Linked DNA regions of Mus musculus: regions 1, 2 and 3 are each linked to region 4. A link is a loop called in an ENCODE intact Hi-C map of the cell type or tissue named here. Cell type or tissue: left cerebral cortex. All regions are shown on one strand. Region 1 has its middle 71 kb from the start of 4930533N22Rik. Region 2 overlaps Slco3a1 (solute carrier organic anion transporter family, member 3a1). Region 3 overlaps Slco3a1 (solute carrier organic anion transporter family, member 3a1). Region 4 has its middle 47 kb from the start of Gm30459.

Region 1 (5,000 bases), 380 kb after region 4:
TGTAAAGCATAACATCTGATACAATAGTTAATTTAATAGAGGAGCAATGCCAAGCCTTGCTGAGGACATTAGGCAACTACACTGCTGGTAAGATAACAATTGCTACAACTACTCCAGAAACATATTTGGTAATGCCTGGCAAACTTTAGCCTCTACTAATTCTGAATTCCAACAGTTCCGCTAGAACTATAGACCCCACTGAGGTATAAGACTCACACTTAACAGGACTATAAGAGTATCCATGGCGACAATACTAGAAGACAAAAGGTGAAAATGACCAGACTCCTTTGCTATGCAGGAAGCTGCAGTAGTTTGAAGTATGTTATTTTTTTTTTTACTTATTCATTTTACTGCACCCCTCCCAGTCACCCACCCCATAATTCCTTCTCCATCCCCCCTTCTCCACTGAGCAGGTGGGTCCCCCTTGGTTATGCCCATCCTGGCACATCAAGTCTCCAAGAGGCTAGGTGTATCCTCTCCCAATGAGGCCAGAAAAAGCAGCCCAGCTAGAAGAACATGTCCCACATATAGGCAACAGATTTTGGGATAGCCTCTGCTCCAGTTGTTCGGGACCCACACGAAGACCAAGCTGCACATCTGCTACCTATGTGCAAGGAGGCCTAACTCCTGCTCAGGTATGTTCTTTGGTTAATGGTTCAGTCTCTGAGAGCCCCAAGGATCCAGGTTAGTTGACTCTGTAGGACTTCCTGTGACGTTCCTATCTCCTTAGAGGCTGCAGCGTGTTTTAAAGAGTTCTCAGGTTCGTCACCACAGAGAGAAAGGAGACAGAATTGGGCAGAAATGGGAATTGTTGGGTTAGAGTACAGTCATATGGTCTGTGCCTATTCTACAAGGAGTTCTGAGCCTGGCTGAGTACACAGGCTGGCTGTCCTGTTTGCAGTGTCTGCAGTGTTGGATGTGCCTGCCCCAGCAGACATGTGGGACACTGGGCAATGCAGTTCTCAGCCAGCAGAGCAGAGGAAAGAAATTATCCTTTAATCTGAAGAGGGAATCTTGACGAGACAAAACAACAAATGACAAAACCCAGTGAATTAAGCGAGGCAAATTCACCCAAGGGAAGACAATACAGAATAGTGAAACCACAGACCCAGACACGCAAATGAACACACAGAACATACGGGAGAAGTGCATACATGTAAGCTTCAAAAGCAGGCATGGCAGATCTGAGGGGTATGGCAGCTACTGTGGTAGGAGGGGACAGGATCCCAGGGAGAGTGGCTGAGTGTCTTTGAGTTCTGGGGGTGCAGAGTAACAAAAGGTCAACAAAAAAGTGCACATGGAACCTGTAAACTTTTCTGCATGGATATTGTTCTCCAATTAAACTTTTATTAAGGAGAAAAATAGAAGAAAAGGGATCAGTTGAGGAGACAAGAGCAATAGAAAGGGAGGTGGGGATAGTGAGTTAAAATAATAATAAACCTACAAGCAGCATAATTAATAAATTATTTAGACTTTGTGGTATAAAGGCCAGATTTTTCAGTTAGTTCTTTTCTTTGGAAGGTTTCTATTGTTCTAGGCTGGAGTTGAAAAGAAAGGAGAGTATAAAAAAAGAAAAAATAATAAGAATAGATATAGTGGCCCTCAATCTCTTGGGAGAGGGGAAGCCTGTGGCCTGAATGGGGCCCAAGTGGCCTGGAGGGGATGGGACAGGCTCAGCCTTCCAGGAGTAAGAGATGCTGATAAAGAGAACCTTCCCTCTGTCTGCTCACCTGCCCTACTTCAGCAAGGAGAGCTCCCACTGAAGAGATGTCCTGTTTCTGTAGCCGGAGGCCCCCACCGCGTCCACTGAATGCAACATCACTTCAGAGCAGGTCCTGGCTTTCTTTAGAATAGTTCCATTCAGTCACAGCCCCTTTAATCTTACTTGACTAAAGATAACTCTGCTTTGTTGGACAAAATCGCATCTGGAGTACAGCATCTTCCCAGAGAATGTGCCCAGATGGTAGAGGTATTTAAGGAAATACAGTTTTCCAAATTGGGAATTTGTAACCCCCTCTGATTTCATTTATATGACTTGCCAAGCCCCTCCCCCTGTTGTGGCCTTTATAAGCTGTTCAAGTGGCAAGGGGGTTATGTGATGTAATCATAGTAACCCTAAAATTCACTATGCTATACACCACACACACACACACACACACACACACACACACACACACATACACCACATTACACGTCATAGACACATGTATCTCTCTCACACACACATACACATACACACACCATACCACAAACATAGGCACAAGCTTCACTCCAGCAACAACTTCAATAATGACTTATATCCTTCAAGTGGGCTTAAAATAAGAGACACAAAAGTTGTGTGAACCCTCACATGTTGTGGGTTTTGCCACTATGTCTAATGAGTATTCAACCATAAATGGGTGGCAGGTGGCTTGCAGCTGAAAACTTCCTGTGGGCAGGGAATGAAGGATTCATACAATCCTCCACGATGAAGAAGAAGCTGGAAATTGAACATGGCCTTAAAGATGTGCACTCTCCTGATTGTTTTTTTCTTTCCTTGCAGTAATAATTATTCTTAGAGAATCAGGTTGGTTTTTAAGGCAAGTAATTAATGCTTTCAACCCAGTAATTGAATTCCCTGGAATCAAAAGAGCTTCATTCTACGACCCGATCCGGGTTCCCATTATTTGACCAGAAGCTGAATTTCAATAGGAGATAAGAATCCCCCTGAATGTGTGGTTAGGCCACACGTAAGTTAGAAGAGAGTCCTCTGGGAGATGGTTTTGGGGAAGCAAGCATGGTTGGATCCACCTTTGGGGACAGGAGACTGTACCAGAGCTGAGACCTTGTTTTAAGGCAAGAGGAAAGCATATCCCATGTGCAGGCAACAGCTTTTGGGAAAGCCCCCACTCCAGCTGTTCAGGACCCACATGAAGACCAAGCGGCACATCTGCTACATATGAATGGGGACGCCTAGGTCCAGCTGTGTATGTTCTTTGGTTGGTGGTTCAGACTCGGAGAGTCTCAGGGGTCCAGCTTAGTTGACCCAATTTGTCTTCCTGTGCAGTTCCTATCTGATTCCAGATCTGCAATCCTTCCTCCTATTCTTCCATAAGAGTCCCCAGGCTCCATCTGCTTGGCTGTGGATGTCTGTATCTGTCTGAGTCAGCTGCTGTGCGGAGCCTCTCAGAGGACAGCATGCCCCTGTCTGCAAGCGTAACAGATTTATCATTAATAGTGTTAGGGACTGGTACTTGCCCATGAGATGGGTCTCAAGTTGGGCCAATCGACTATTGGTTGGCTGTTCCCTCAGTCTCTGCTCCTTCTCCTCTCCCCCAGCCCCCAGCCCCCAGCCCCCGCCACCCCACTCCCCGTGTCTGCACCTGTATGTTGGATAAATTTTACTAACCTGGCTGCCTTGTCTGGCCTCAGTGGGAGAGAAAGTGCCTAGTGTTGCAGAGACTTGAAGTGCCAGGGTGAGGGGGATCCCCAGGGAGCCCCCCACCCACTTAGAGAAGAAGGGGGGTGGGAAAACAACTATGGAAGAGGGTGACCAGGAGGGGACAGTGAATAAATAAAATAAAATTTAAATTAAATTAATTTTTTTAAAAAAGACAAGAGGAGACAGAGTGAGATGGCTCAGTGGGAAAGGCAACCGATGCCAAGCAGAACCACCTGAGTCCAGTCCTGAGAGCTTGTGTGGTGGGAGACGATGATGACTCCAGAGCTGTCTCCTGACCATCACATATACGTGTCTCAGCATGAGCATGCCTAATGCCTGCACGTGCGCACGCACAAACCCACACACTCACACACACACACACACACACACACACACACACACACACACACACACATTCACGCACACACATATATTCTCTCTCTCACACACACACACACACATACACACGTTCACACACACACACACACATTCACGCACACACATATATTCTCTCTCTCACACACACACACACATACACACGTTCACACACACACATTCACGCACACACATATATTCTCTCTCTCACACACATACACACACTCACACACACACACACATGCACACTTCATCAAATATAAATAAGTAATGTGGAAGCTGACCTGCAGACGTGGGAGAGACTTGAGAGGTAATAACATTCTGTCTACAGAGCAGGATGATTCCTGGAGCATGAGACCGCCCTCCACGGAGGAAGTGCCGGTCTTACATCGTTAGTCCCATTTGCTCACTCTCTGCTCTCGGCAGTGGCTCATTAAAGACACCCTCCAAGGACCTCTCCTCATCTTAGTCTCTTGTTTTTCTAGCCAGTGTTACCCAGAGTAGAGCCTGAAGTGAATTTTTATCCTCTGGGAAGATGATTACGGTATATGGAGGATACAAAGGCTGGGAAAGAAAGCCAGTATCAGCCTGCACTGGTGTTATCGATGTGGCCTTGTTCTAGATAGACCACATCATCATGAGCCCTGGCACTAGATGCTCTGTCTGAGATAAGACGAAGGCATGTATGTCCTGGCTTTCTTTTGGCCCCCGTTGTTCCACTCAGTCTTATACATAAGGCTTTCCTCCATTTTTATATGTGAGCATTCATTGGCCTGTTCTTGTGTGTGTGTGTGTGTGTGTGTGTGTGTGTGTGTGTGTGTGTGTGTGTGTGTGTGAAAAAGGACTTATGTGGCTGGTAGCCATAGCAGCCACCATATAAACAGAGGCAAGGCCAAGAAGAATGCAGGTGACACAAAGGATGGAGCCAATACATTCACAGAAGGGAGTAGGAGCACCAGCCCGGAATGCTCAGTCATAGATAGCTTAGGGTCCATTTCTGACCCATGTCTTTTCCAGGCATTGTGTACTCTGATGGTTTTCATGTACCTGAAAGTCTTCCTGCCTCCAGGCTCAACTTCTGTACCTCTGACCTGTTGGTAGGCACAGTGTTGTTTCAGGCCCAGGATTGGATCTTTTTATTCAGCCTCTTGGAAGATTCAGGATCTCTGAACACTTTCTCTCTGTATTTCTAGAATCTCTGGTG
Region 2 (5,000 bases), 350 kb before region 4:
GATACAAGACCAAAATTTCTTATTTGGAGAACATCTTAACAATCAGAGACACAGGGAAGGCAGATACCCTAGGTGGTGGTCTTGTTTAAATTATCTTTTCTAAATTATCTTTTCCATAAGAGCAACAGAGCCGGCCACTAGCCTTGGGCAAGGAGCCAATGCTTATTTGCTAAAATACCAGTTGATTGCCAGGGAGCCTGGAGCGGTGGTGAGGTGGGGGAGGTAGGAAGCCACACGTTATGGAAAGCGATGCAAGCAAATGAACGTCATCCTATGTGGTCAGGGCTCTCCAGGGTGGGGAGGATCTGCTGCTGCTATACGTTGCTGCTATACGTTGTAGCTGCTTCTGACTACTTGGCTTTTCAACCCAGCAGAGAGAGACTTCTTTCCTTCCCTCCAGCTTTCATGTTTGTGAGATCACAGGCCTCTTGGCTGACTGGCCAGCCTCTGGGTACCTGGATGTGATGCGTGTACCAAAGAGCTTGAGTCAAAGAACTCTCCTTCACAACGCTCGGAACATGCTCTGTCTCTATCCTAGAGCCCTTGGGCTATCCTTAAACCCGGAATGATGCCAATGCATTGCCTGGTGATGCAAGAAGATGCCACTGGTGGGGCAGAGGACGGAACCATGAAGTCCTATACGAGGGAAGCCCATCCTAATACACAAACAAGAAGGGCATGGAGTCCTGTGTGTGACTTCAGTCACCTTCACAGAGCTTTTGTTTGTAGAGGCACTGAGGTCCCCTTTGGTTTCCCATTGTCCATACCCGCAGCCTCCAGAAGGGGGCAACTGAGAGACAGAAAGACCTAAAGTGGGCCATTTAGTGGCAAGGCCAATAAGTAGTCTTAGCAGTAGTCAGTGAAGCAAAGCAGTGATCCAAGCTTATCTTGATAGAAGCTGGGCTGCTTCTGCCCACATCTGCATATTGATGCGTTGGCTATAAGCTGTATGTCAATGCTAAGCTGTTACTGCTGTCTACATAGGTTTTCCAACCCAGCAAAGAAAAACTTCTCTCATTCCCCCTACCTTTCATGACAGTAAGACCACATGCCCCTTAGATGACTGGCCTCCATGAACCTGTGTCGAGGAGATTGAGTCAAATGACTTTCCTCCACAAAGGTGAGAGCATGTCATGGCCCTCTCCCAGAGCCCTTGGGTTCCACACTTGAATACACCTCAAAATATGACTCTATTTGGAGACAAGCCCTTAAAAGGGGCAATTAAACAAGGTTCGGATGATGGGTTCTCCATCCTGATTACTTTGCATATAAGAGGAGATTTGGACACACAGAACGACACCAAGGCCACACGCATAAAAGAAAGATTGTGTGAATACATGGACCATCTGCAAGGCAAGGAAAGGGGACTCAGTCTCCACCCTTGCCTATACCTCCATGTTGGAATTCAACCACCAGGACTGTATAAGTAAATGTCTATAATTTAAGTTTATAGTATTATGTCTTAGAATGTCATATGTCATATGTCTTAGAGCCTAGGTGAACTTCCTAAGCTCCAGAAAAGCGGCTTTCCCACCCAAGGTGGCAATTTCTCTAGGAGCGTTACCTGCTGGAGTGGTCCCATCTGCCGATGCCTGTCTCTCTGTGCATTTTCAATGTACTTAAGACGCCGCCATGAGTTTTCTCCATAGTCTTTGGGAGATGGCATGCTACACAGTACTGTGGTGGAGTCCACCAAGCTTCATATTGCTGCAAGGGCCAGCTCAGGTCCTTGGAAGTCCGCAGAACTCAGTGTCAGAGATCAGGTTCCACCCTAGTGGGAAGGACTCCTACAGGTAAAACTGAAGACCGGATAAGTACTCCTTATTCAGTCACTCTCATGCTTACATGTTCACACAGTTGGGACAGGGTGACCCGAGGCTGTCTTCACCGTAGGGAGCAGAAGCCCACGGCTACCTCAGTTTAACCCTCAGCAGGCAGCAGTAATTCAGCATCCAAACTGATCCTCAGTAAATGCTTTCTGGGTGTCAGGGCTTTGAATACTGTTTAATCCCCACAATAGCACCGAGACATACATGAAGACTGTGACACAGGAACATTTGGGGACCAGCCTGCAGGCAAGGGGAAAGGGTGGCAGAATGGCTTGACCCACAGACATTCTTCTAGTAAGTTCTTAAGGGAACAGTCTCTCTGTAGGGCTCTGAAAATGAGGCTTTGACCACAGCCCAACTGTTGTTGAGACCCCATGTCACGAGGGAGACTGAACAGGGGTTCCACTTGGGACAGGCTTGCCCATCTAATCCACCTCAGCATCTCCTTGGGAATAGTGGCAAAGAGCAGGTATCTGAAGTCGTCACTAGAGGGAACCAGAAGCCTTCATATGACAGAGACTGTCCCCTCTCTGATGTGGAGCATGCTCTCCATGGCAAGGCTGGAGGGTTACCAGCTCCTAGGAAGGTGGCCTGCAGCCTAGAGGTCACCAAGGCTTGGGTGATTATTATTATAATAACTGCTTGGATATCTGCAGTTATTAGTGAATGTCTTCATCAAATGCCTAAGGCAGGAAGAGAGGTCCTTACCCCAACCGGCTCTAACCTTGCAGTCAGCACTTATCTAGATCAGCCTTTGGAAAAGTTAGCAACTCAAACCCTCCTCTTTAAAAACCCTCAGGGTGTTGATAATTCATAATCAACGCTCAGAATGACCTAGTGTATCTATAAATTCTGGGTATATTCTCTAAAAGTAGGCTGGAGATGCCAGGCCAGGCAGGAACAGGAGCAGGAGCTGGGGCAGAGGTCAACATTCTGCTGAGTGCACACTGCAGGGTGAGACTGCTCCAGCTCCGTGCTGAGGCAGGAATCCCACCATCAGAACAACTCTGCACCCAGAAGCATTAATAAGCAACAGGGGCTAAGCTGCAGCTGCAGAAATTCCTCCTGGCTAGGAAGCAGGGCTGATGTCTCCAGGCCCCAATGGAAAGAAGCAGACTGGAGAGGTGACAGCCAGGTGAGCCAACTGTAGGGAGCAGCTGTGATCTCGAACCTTCCCAACCCCACCTACAGCAGTGCCGAGATGCCAGGCGTTTTGTTTGAAAAACTGTGGCAGAGAGTCATGGCGTGTGTGAAATGCTAATTTCACCCTGATTTATCACCAAGAAGGACAAGGCTGTTTGCTGACATGACAGACTGGGTGATTTTTGAAGCCTGGCGAAATCCTAGGATGGGTTATTAAACCCTGGATTTATGTGTTCTGTGAGCAGGGAGCTGTTGCTGTCAGGTGTAGACAGAGTTCAGCAAGAGAAAGTCAAGCCAGACCGACTTCATTTCCTCTGTGGTTTTCTGATAGGGTCAGAGGCTGATTAGAGCGGCAGAAAGCCATAAACACATTGAGTGGGGAGGCAAGTACAGACTGGACAAACCGCTTGCTCAGCGCTTAGGAGAGGAAAGATGCATAGGGTCAAAGAAGAGCTAGCTGAAGCATGTTGAACAGGCAAAGCAGGTGTGTGTGTGTGTGGGGGTGGTGGTGGTGGCCAAGCAGAATGGGGTTCTGTGACATGCCTGGTAGCTCTCTCCTATCCTGCTTTCTCTATGTATGCCATGAGACACATCTATCCAACATGATCACTTGAAGACAGAGCACAGATCTAGGATGAATAATCGGCTAAATCCATGGACAGGAGAGTTGTGGTGTACCCACCGTGTACATGCAGGCCTTTTGCGGACAGGCTGGTGAAAGTATGGGGCACTAGAGCTTCCAGGTAGGGAGGGTTTCATTAGACAACAGTCTTGGAATACAACCCAGTCAGAGAAGCAGTTATCCCGAACTCCAATGCAATTTTGATGCATTGACAGAGTTGGGGCAAGGAGTGGGCCCCTTGATCTCACATGAAAAGCCATATGTCACTGAGATAGGGCCATTGCCACAATGGCTTATCCTCTGGACAAGGACTTAGGAGAGAGAGGGCTATAGAAGACATGCATGCACCAAGTGAAGGGACAGAAGGTTCAGCCTTCAAAAGAATGGGCAGGAGACATGGCCAAAATGCCATCACGGGGAACAAGAACTCTGGGTTTCTCTGCACAACCCAAAATTAGATGCTTGATCTAGTTACGACAAGGCAGATGACCAGACACTTTGGATACACGTGAATAGAGTGTCCAAAGGCTACTGAATGCCTCACTACCAGGCATGTTCTAGGGGAGGCCATGGGTCAGGAAGTTGGCTGCACAGGACACCTGGCAGACCTTTGGACCACACAATGTTCCCTTGACAGTGGGCAGGTGTCTCCAGGGCCCACCTGGGAACATAACAGGAGTGGGAATTCCCATACAAGCCTCCTTACGTTAAAAAACCACGTCAGACTCTGCTTGGAGACAGGAAGCGGGGAGCTGGTTGTACAAAACTGTCTGGCTCTCATACAGGACTCTGTGGGTTTGTGGGTGCCTCCCATCTCAAAGTCCAGGCAGGCAGCAATCACAGCCTCTTGTTATTTTTGATTTTAAGAAGAAGAATGGCTAGAAAGCTTTGGTGTTCAACAGGTTGCCTACAATGAAATTCTTAAAGTCTAGAGCAATGGCTCTCAGCCAGGGGTGACTTGGTTCCCAGACATTCAGTTAAACCTGGAACAAAGAGCCTTGATTATGTTCTAGGTTTGTTGATCTTATTTCAACCTCTCTCACACACATAGAGTGGCACAGACAACATTTTATTTTTCTTAGACATAAATGCCATACTGTCGTACCCAAGCTCACCACTCTCACTTGCCCTGGCCCATTTCCTAGCCTAGGACTTCAATTCGAAGCCTCCCAAACCTCCCCTTCAAAGCTTGAGTTTCATACAGGAATCCTTGAAGCTGAGGCTCCCAAGCAGGGGGTGGGGAGAAGGAGTTGAATGAATGGATACAGCTGAAGGAGCTGATATCTTTTCATGTATAATCATGTTAGGAATCTGAAGGTCAGATTATCATGGGTTAACCCATTCAGCCCTAGGATCCAAGAATCCTTCATATAGAATCAAAGAAGAGACAGAAGGAGAAAAAGAGA
Region 3 (5,000 bases), 340 kb before region 4:
ACAGTTCTTAGCCAGTTCCCAGAAAATGGTTTAGAAGTGTTGGATGCCTAACTCCCAGATTTCTGTGTTGGCCCTCTCTGAGTAGGGAGGTGAGTTCTCAGAGAGCAGAGCTCCATGTGTGGGCAGACTGGGAGGGACCCTAACCCTAATCAGCACAGACTACATAGTGAATGTCTAGATACCCATCCCTATCCATAGCCAACATCAATGGGTGCTCACTGTCCTATCACTTTCCCCTGCTCCTCTTATCCTGTGGAATATTGGTGCCCATCCCAGACATCATTTCAGCTGTAAATACTGCAGGATGCCCTGTTTACAGGAAAGACACACTGATGCTCTCATGCCCTGACACCTAATGTTAATTCTGAATGGTTGCTTAGCTTTCATGGCCTTAACTTACTGTATCCCGAAACAGTGGTGGGAGTTACCACCAAAACTCCCTTTGCAGACCACTAAGCCAAGGAAAGCCAGTGGTGTGATAATTCTGGTTTTGTGAATCAAAGGCCATGTGATCTTTCCACTCTGCCTTCACCTCGCTGGGGGCAGAGGATGACACGCTTGGAGAGCAGCTGGCTCTGAATGAGCCTCATGCCCACACAGCACAATGTCTTGAGTCTTCACTGTACTCTGCCCTTCTTGAATCTGAGCAAGAATCCACCCTATTTGGCTGCTTTTAGCATTCTTTACTTTTCTTACTTTAACAGTATAAAGTTATAGCTCTAGTCACGTTAACGACTTCTGGCTTTATTTGCAGTCTTTGGGGAGAGAGGCAGGAAAAGACACGACAGATTTCTGTGTGGATTCTCCAGCACAGTCGCTCCGGGGAGGGCATTCCCCAATGATTCATAGTGACTCATTCATAACTTCCCCAGCAGATCTCAGCAGCGAAGGCAAACGCAAAGGAATTTTCATGGTTGAGGGATGCCTCTTCCCCTAGCCGGCTGGGCTCCTACCCTGGAGTCCCTTTAACCTGGAGCCTTTCATCTAGGTGTGGATGTTGATGGGGAAGCATCGGAACTGAGAACTGGGTCTTGCAGGATCACTAGACAGATCTGTATGCATGGGATAACACTGCTCTCACAAAACAAAATTGTGAGTGCCAATGACTTCTTCCTCAGATATTGCAGTACAGCATCGATCGAAGGACAGGGGAGATGACCCCTCACTGAGAACCACAGAGTCTCCGCCCTCTGTATGCACCAGTTCTCAAACTGTTATCACATTGCATCAAAAATACCTGCATGTACATCTGGGTTAGTTTCCTTAGGTCAGGACCTCTGAGCCCCAGCTATCAAAAGCTAAGTAATTCCTGGATTGGGTAGGATGCTGTCCTGGGTATTTCAGGTACTTAGGTGGACTCTCTTCCTGAAGCCCTGATAACCCAAACTGCCCAGAGGTTTCCCGTTATCCCTAGGCGGGTAGAAATGTCCCTGAGGGAAAACCCCTGATTCAGCGCATAGACTCGGTAATCTGTGACCTCTGCAATAACTGTGTTTCAATAATACCCAGTAGGATTGACTCTGAGTATAAGTCTTAAAGTAAGGGTTGGATTCCAAGGAACTGCCATGCGAAGCAGGTTGGAGATACAGTGCGATACAGATGGGACAGGTGAGGCTCAGAAGGTTCTGGGTCTTCTCAGCTACACAGTTAGGAGGGACGTGGCGAGTAAGTGTAGATACACTACGTCCAAACCCTAATGAGGGGAAGGCAGAGAATAGGGAACTCAAAGGAGGCTCTGGATCCTCCAGCTTTCTAGCTCCGACAGCCAAGGAACAGGGCAGATGATGCCACACAGACAGAACATTCTAAGCGCCTGCAGCTGTTAATTATAGAGGAGCGTGTTCTGAGACATGCTTCAGTCTGGATGGAGCCTCTGCGCTGACTGCAAACTGCCTGGAGCCTTGTGATCCGACCGAGCGTGGGGAGCGGCGGAGTCAACTCTTAAAAGCCTTCTCCAGTCCTTAAACTAGAGAATTAATGATAAGTGATCATAATTTGAACCACACGTACAACGTGGGGTGGCCAGACAAGGCTCAGAGCCCCAGTGCAATTGGTTTGTGAATGAGTTTAGTTCCAAGGCTTAAACACTATCTTAATTAGGTTTGGAGCTCACTTCCCTTTTTCTGAACAGGAAAACAGAATGGAGTAAGTAGCGCCGTAAGCAGTAAGTAGTAGATTCATATTTGAAGGTTGGGTGGGAGACGGATTGGGATTCCCATGGTTTGTGATAGGTACCCAGTTTGCTGAACAGCAAAGGTCTAATTCTAACTCCCTGAGGGCTTTGTTTTTTTTTTTCTTTCAGCATCATGCTACTGTAGCCGAAGACATCAGCTTCCCACATCTGTAACTCAAATACACTCACCCATCTGAGCGTGCACAGCAGTGTTGTTAGCAGGCAGCCTGGGGGTGGATAGTTAGGGCCAGAGTGTTACCATGCCATGACTGCTTCAGCTCTCCTGAAATCCCCGGGAGAAACCTTAACCCTCAAGATGAGGATGTTTAGAGACAACTAGATCGTATGGACAGAACCCTTAGAATGAAATTAGTCACCTTATATACGATACCTAGGAGGTTTTCCCACTTTGCCTGCCCTGTTAGGATACAGCAAGATGTTCATCTAGGAGCCAAAAAGTAGCCTCTTGTCTGGATACTTTACTAAGGCTTTGATCCTGGATATCCAGTCCCCGGAACTACAAAAATAAAATGACATATCTGTTTGGCAGTCTATGGTTTCTGTAATGAACATAAAAGTTCAGTGCAAGTATAGGTTACCAGTCCTTGAGTTGTTGGTCAGAGGTGTCCTGGAGACCCTCCAAATAGTACAGGCTATTGCCATTGTTCCCAATTCCTCACCAGAACTTGGTGGTAAGACCCTACTGCAGATGATACCATGCATATATGTCGCATCATAGAGAGACATTGAGATGGTACTGATCAGGAAGCATTTTCCTGGCTGGCTAGCTTTATATTACTGGCAAACCTTATGCAGGCTGTTACAGAGAAAGTCATCAGTATTATTACCCAGTGGTAAGGCCATGTGAACTGCAATATGACCACTAGGGAAAGACACTTCCAGGAATGCAATGGTGGAATGAATGATATGGTGGTAACCAATTGGCAATTGGATTCAGGACCTGTTCCACAGGTGCAAACACATGCCTGGTAATGTAAACCTGACCAAGAACCCATGGCTGGGAGTTTACAGGTCAAAGTGATGAAGCTACTACTGTTATTTTGCTAAATGGTCATAGCATCAAACAGCCTCTAAAACCCATAGATTACCGCAGCTCTCAGACCCCCATCAGAGAAATTTCTATGTGCAGTGTGTAGTGGCTATTGCAGAAACTCATAACTGGTCAAAGTGCAAAGAATAACTGCCAGTGTATTGCTCATCCATAAATAGAACATACATGTCACACCCTCCCTAAGGCTCAGGGACCATCACAAAAGGGGTAGAAAGAGTGAAAGTGTCAAAGTTCTGGGAAGGCTGGAGTGACCTTCTGGACATGACAGTGACCTTCCGGACATGACAGGCCTGTTGTGATCATGAGGTCACAGCAGCTATGTTTTCTAGCACAAGATCCTCACACGATCAAAGCAGTCATCATCCGGGTATGAAGTGGGAAGGGATTCATGAGCCACAGATCCTATGCAAGGAGTTATGGACGTTGATGGTTTCTGGGAGAAAGAAAATCCATTTCCCTTAAGGGTGTGGCTCATGATAGGTTGCTCATGCTCCAGTGGAGAGCTCTACATTCAGGAGTAGATGGCCAGCATACATGAGAATCCCTGGACTTTGGGACAGAGGGAGGAAGGATAAATCTGGGAGGAGTTAGGGAAGAAGTGTGTGTGGGTGAATATGACAAAATATAATATCGTCAAAGAATTAATAAAATGATGATAAAATAAAAATTAATATCTGTTGTTAGGAAACTGCTCACTCTCTGGTATTTTATGAAGGCAGGCTGGCTGGACAGGAAGCATTCCATTCTAGGGAGGGCTAGTGACTGCTGAGGAAGGCATTAATGCATTCTACACTGATGCTTATGATACTTGAAAGCCTGTCTATAAAGGTATAGTACGGTCTACTTGCAGTCAGGCAACTAATGAGCCTTATTTAATGATCCAGTTGATGACACCTGACATTCCATTAATGTCTTTACTCAGTAATGCTTTCTTTTGCTCCCCACCCCCGACATACACAGCAAGGAGACAGGAAAGTACTGTTCTTGGTTCTTCTCCACCACTACAAGGCCACGTCCTCTGCTTGGCTTGTTTGTGCTGTATGAACACAGCGATGGCTCTGTCATCAAGGATTCAAGAAAAACAGCCTGGAACTCACATGCCATGTTGAGGCTGTTGGGTTCAGAGAGGATCAAACTCCCTGGGCTCTGGGACTCATAGGAGAGACAGAGAAAGGAGCGGCTCTGTTGGCACTCACTTATAGCTGGAACTCCAATGCTCTCTCTCATCCTTATTTCAAACTCAGCAGTCGTGAGCTCACCAGGCCCAACAAGGCGATCATATAACTTTTTATCTACTTTAAAAGAGAAATAACAGGGGTGTTATAAGGGCTTTAATATTGATTTGTAGCAATGGCTGCACAACTCTGTGAATTACACATATAAAACAAGCAAATTTTATGGCATATAAATTGTATCTCAGTGACACTGTAACAGAAAAAGAAAAGGAACTATAAAGAGGTTTGGGCAAAAAGTACCTCCCTAAATTACTCTGGATGCAGGGCTGCATGGGAAAGGCCAGCTGTGCATTCATGTTACTTAGCCTTAGCCAAATCTCCTTTTATTACAGCAGAGACATTAGACTAGGAAAAGTACTTAGTCTTGATTCCTTTAAAAAACATCAATCACATTTATTTATTCGTTTCTGTGTGTGTGCATGTGTGCATACTACCATGTGCATGTAGAGAGCAGAAAACAAATTGTGACTCAGTTCTCTCCTTTTACCATGTCAGTTCTGGGGATCAGATTCAGGCTACC
Region 4 (5,000 bases):
GATCCCTTGAGGGTTTATCAAATATCTTTAGTGGTATTCGTCCCTCTCCTCCTCTCTTTCCTCCTGTATTGGCCTCCCTCCCTCATATCCAATTAAAGGTCCCCTACCCTTTTTTTCTGCTTCCCACTTCATATCACCTGTACTCTGACACCTGATATTGGATACCCTGTACCCAGATGACCTGCCCCCATGGTCCTCTGATCCTTTCTGGTTTCCATGGTTACTACAAGTTGTATACTAGCATCTGAAGATTTAGAACTAGGAACCACAGATGAGAGAGAACACACACCATCTGTCTGAATGGATTGGGATTACTTCACTCAATAACAGCTTTTCTCATTCTATGCATTTACCTGACAATTTTCGTTATTTCCTTTTCCATTTATAGTTGAATAGCATTTCACTGTATGAATGGTATGTATCATATTTCCATTATCCATTCATTTGTTGAAGGGCATTAGCTTGTTTCCGTTTTCTAGCTATTGTGAACAGAATGGCAGTGAAGATTGCTAAGATAGTATCTGTGAAGTAGATTGTCAAATCCTCAGGGCACATGCCCAGGAGTGGTATTGTAGCTCTCAATTCACCTCAAAGAAGCTTCTCCTTTCAGCAGACAGAGCCCATAACAGAAAGCCACATTTGGTCATAATTCAGAGATCAATGGATCCTGGGGAACCCAACCCCATTGGATAGATACATTTACAACACAAATCCTGCACCCAAAGCTCAAAGAACATCAAGGAATAGAGTGTGGGAAGACTGAAAGAGCCAGAGGACCAAGAAGTCTGAGGTAAGAGTAGATATTATACAGGGAAGATATATTCATCGTTCTTCAACATTATGGCTGCCTAAATAAGACTGAATAATGAAAATACCAACAGACATAATAACGTCAAAGGGGAAATTGTACTTGTTCTCATTCCTAGACCGAACATCAGACAACTAAAGACTGGAGAGAGAGAGAAAGAGAGAGAGAGAGAGAGAGAGAGAGAGAGAGAGAGGAGGAGGGAGGGAGGGGAAGGGGGAGAGAGGGAGAGGGAGAGAGAGAGGGAGATTTTGAGGGGGACTGGCATGGGTCCTTCCTGTATGGTCCTCAGGGGGGGGGGGGAAACTGAGCTGCTGACAATTTGACTTCAGATTTCTGTCCTCCTGATCTGGAAGACATCTTTGTTTTAGGCAGCTTTGTTGTGGTGCATTGCTATGGGTAGCCTTGGTGATGAAACATCTGAGTATTTTCTATGCCTTAGTGTACCCAAGTCGCACAGGTGAAACTGTATATATATATATGAAAGAATGAGAAGAAAAGGAAAGAGCTAGCTCTCTTGGAAAAAAAATACAAATGATAAAACAAACAAAAGCAAAGCTCTGAGAGTGCACTGGTTTGCTTTGGTTCTGAGACTCACTGGTTTGCTTTGGTACTGAGAGCTCACTGGTTTGCAGCCATTTGTGCTTTCCATGTTAATGAAAGCGTGGTGCACTTGCCTTTAGCTGTCTGAGGACTAAAGTCTCTCCTTTAAGGCATGCAAGCTCATCTCCCTTTCCCCAGGAGTACCTGGTGCTGGCTGGCCTCATGAAATACTCTGCTGAAAAAGAAAACAGCTTTGCTACATTTAGCATTTCCCAATCTTGGTTACACTTAACTTTAAACTACAGACCCCCTTCCCCACTTGTAAGGACAAAGATGATCAAGACAAGAGATGCAGAGCAGGTGGTTGAGATGGAAGTTTGCAAAGTAGAAGCAACCCATTTGTCAGAGAAAAGGTCACTTCATTTCTATAAATCTCTTAAAGGCAGCTAGACTTAAAAACCCTGTGGGTAGTTGGCTGTCTTCCCACATATCCAAACTAAACATTTCTTCATTAATAAACATACCGTCTTCTCTCCAAATGGAGCCTGCCGAGCCCTGGAAGCTGACAGGGCGTTTCTCTCCTCGTCTTCCGGAGACATTTCTGAGACAAATGTTGGAAAGTTTGTGAATGCAGAGCCGAGACAGCCCTCATGCACCCCTAGTTGTCTGAACGCACAGCAGATCAGAGCTCCTTAGCAATCCTGTGCAGAGATGGCTTTCAGTTTGTCTAACATAGTCCCACGTATAGTGCCTGAAGTCCAGAGGAAGTATTCATTCATAAAGGTCTAGGGTCGTTACATCTCAGCTAGGAATGCTGCCCAAGGAGGGTTAAAGGTCTTCCCTGATGTCTTGTCTTCCATCTCCCCCACCTGCTGGGGATGCAAGATAAAATGAAAAGACTGTGGCTCACTGGAGTCTCCCTTTTGGTCAGTTTTTCTTTGGTGAAGAGTGGCTCAGGGGAAGACAACTGTTGGCTAAAGAACAACTGTGAAGAATGGGAAGAGGGTGTGCTGTTGGCCAAGACCTTTAATTTGGAGTTAATGACGCACGACCATTTAGTGAGCACGTACTATGCGCCATGTCCTGTTCCAAATACCGGAGGTGTAGCGATGAACAAAACGGGCACAATTTACTACGCTTGGAAAGGAAGGTGGAGGAGGAAGTACAGTAAAAGCCTGAATCAGTAAAGCATGGCGTTCACCAGATGGTGGTATGCACTGTGTGGGAAACAGAGAGCAAGCGGGTGGTGCGCGTGCTCAAGTTTGGGGGAGGGTGTGGAATTTTAAACAGGATGGTCAATGCTGAAGAGTTCTATGCGGAGGCGGTTCAGCATTTATATTCATTCATAGAATATCATGCTTGGAACCCCAACTGACACCTGCATCTGGGAACAGATGTCAGGAGCCAGAGGATGGGGGGTGCACCCAAAGCAGTTTTGTCGTAAGTTGCACACTGCTGTTTCCCCGTAGAGTCTTGTGTTGTGCGCCGTGAGTCAGTATTGTTAGACCTGGGCATGGTCACACACGGGTCATAAATGAGTATGGCTCAGACTTGAAAGAGGCCTTGCTGCCACCGGACACACTCAGAGAGGGGCCGCAAAGCGAGAGCGTCAGCGGTGCAGTGTGAGGGAGCTGCCTGGCACAGCGCCTTGGGCTTTGGAGTTTACTCTTCAGTGGCGCTCTTCCCTTGTTTCCCACCCTGAGCGTTTGGAGGTGTGTCTTCCCAGAAAGAAGGGGGGAGGAGTCAGACCGAGGGTTTCTCCATATATCACAAACTGTAACCTAACTTAATGTATAAGCAGTACATAGTGAGCTAGTCATCCCGTAGTCAAATAAGACAGACAGGAGTTGTAGCCCATCAGGTAGATACCACCCTACTATCTTCTCTCTGACTAAGAATGTAAACTGCTCATTTTGTAAGATGGAACACCAGGATTTTTTTTTTTCTGGTCTGTTGTCTGACTCCAGAATAATAAAGCATTTAAGACTTGGGGGGAAAAAAGACTTTTTTAAATTTTCTTTTACAGACTAAATTGATGTAAATGAACCTACAGAATATATAACGGAAAAATAAGGGCTCAGTGCCTGCCAAAAATGAGAAGGAAAGGGAATGGGGAAAGCAGAAAGAACAGAGGACCAAATAGGAAGAGGGAAAAGGCTTATCTTTTCTACACACTGCTGGAAGACCAGTGGTGACCTAAGATCTGATAGCAGGAGGAGCGGGAGAGGGACAGACAAGGGACAGACAGACAGAGCCTGCGAGGTCCTGGGAGGAGTTTAGTTTCCTTTCAACTGAATGGGAAATCTAGTTAGATTTAAAGACACGGGGAAGGCTGCTTTCTTGGATCTGGCCTAGGGCCTTGAGCTGGAGTCCTCTCTCAATTTCTAGGGTTTTCTCCAGCAGAGGTTAGCAGAGTCCCTGTTTTAAATGATCTGACCAAAAGCTGAATGAGTACTGACACAGAATTGCAAATTTCTCATTAATGTGACCAATGAAGATGAATTATGCCAATTGTCCAGTCAATGAGGAAGTTTCAAGCTTTCAGTCAAAGCCTAATTTCCTAGGAATATAAAGTTTTGGTTGAGATTTTCATGTTCAAAGTCAGGCTATATGACTAGCACTTGTTAGTCATATAGAATCTTGGGAATTTTGAGCTGGAGAGATAAGACGGCTCAGGGGTTATGTGTGCACATTACTCTTGCCAAGGGCCTGAATTCAGATTCTGGCCCTGATATTGGGTAGATCACAGGTGGCAGAAATGCCAGCTGCAGAGGGTTCGACGTCCTCCTCTGACTTCTGCAGGCACCTGCACTCGCATGCAGGTCCTCACATAATACATATACTTTAAAAAATAAATCTAAAGTAAATGCAGAATCTCAGACCCCACAAAGATCTGATGCGTTCAGAACACAGGGCTAGGGTAGCAAGCCCTCTAGGTCTTGAAAGTGTTTTAAGTAACTGCCCAGAATCAAACCAGAGAAGCCCTGAAGCCTCTGCACCAGTGTGACCTGGAGTAACATTCCCCGGGTTCTCTGTGCTTAGTTTCCTCGTTTGAAAATGTGACACGTAAATAGGTTGTATGGTGACTATGCAGTGCCTGGCAGTCGATAGGTTTTTGTCATTATGGAATGGCTGCTGCAGGCTGAAGCTGAGGAGATGGAAAAGGCTATGTTTCTGCCCTTTTAGAATCTCCATTCTGGTTAGAATGATTATAATTGATGATAACACCGAAGTTACATGTTAATGTGTGTGAATTCTACTCGGTATCTTTACAACTTAGGGTGTTTATAGACTGTGAGCCCTAATTTCCTCATCTAAACCATGGAGATGAATCTATTACCTCCTTAAAAAGATTTCTATATGAATGATTAAAGTCTTAAGCTCTTGTTCTGTTGCTTAGTAGATTTTACATTCTTAATATTGTTAGCCGTGATTATTCCATGAACAGCAGGCTATTGAAATAGGAATAGTTGGTAATGTTAAATGAATAATTTTAAAGGGAACTGTAAAGGGAATTTCTATTCTTAAAAGGCAGGTGTAAGTCATTGCTGCTCACTGAACAGGATTTCTTTGGCTAAAAGCCCTAGATGCAGAAGGCAACTACTTATTAAATAAACTAAGCTCCTTGTAGCTAGGAATATTTAACTATTTT

The links. Hi-C counts contacts between places; a loop is a spot of excess contacts. Peaks named below come from ENCODE experiments on the same cell type or tissue, not always from the same donor. Only the 100,000 strongest peaks of a DNase experiment are listed, where the experiment ranks them.
Region 1: a loop joins it to region 4, with 3 times the contacts of the local background. A loop is called at or near these places in 5 of 42 quality-filtered maps.
Region 2: it touches region 4 in a loop (2.8-fold over the local background); 4 of 42 quality-filtered maps call a loop at or near these places.
Region 3: a loop joins it to region 4, with 5 times the contacts of the local background. A loop is called at or near these places in 19 of 42 quality-filtered maps.

What each region holds. Positions count from the first base shown.
Region 1 is chr7:75,099,032-75,104,031 of GRCm38, forward strand. No RefSeq gene overlaps it. Among named protein-coding and RNA genes, the nearest start is that of 4930533N22Rik, 71 kb to the left of the region's middle. In left cerebral cortex, no CTCF peak of the experiment used is centred here; DNase peaks (open chromatin) are centred at 1,970, 2,305 and 3,048.
Region 2 is chr7:74,369,071-74,374,070 of GRCm38, forward strand. The region is part of intron 2 of Slco3a1 (solute carrier organic anion transporter family, member 3a1); the gene reads right to left. Among named protein-coding and RNA genes, the nearest start is that of Slco3a1, 180 kb to the right of the region's middle. In left cerebral cortex, CTCF peaks have their summits at 793 (motif pointing right) and 2,317 (motif pointing right); DNase peaks (open chromatin) are centred at 749 and 2,319.
Region 3 is chr7:74,376,012-74,381,011 of GRCm38, forward strand. All of the region lies in intron 2 of Slco3a1 (solute carrier organic anion transporter family, member 3a1), which reads right to left. Among named protein-coding and RNA genes, the nearest start is that of Slco3a1, 180 kb to the right of the region's middle. In left cerebral cortex, a CTCF peak has its summit at 3,049; DNase peaks (open chromatin) are centred at 820 and 1,790.
Region 4 is chr7:74,716,941-74,721,940 of GRCm38, forward strand. No RefSeq gene overlaps it. Among named protein-coding and RNA genes, the nearest start is that of Gm30459, 47 kb to the right of the region's middle. In left cerebral cortex, no CTCF peak of the experiment used is centred here; a DNase peak (open chromatin) is centred at 2,577.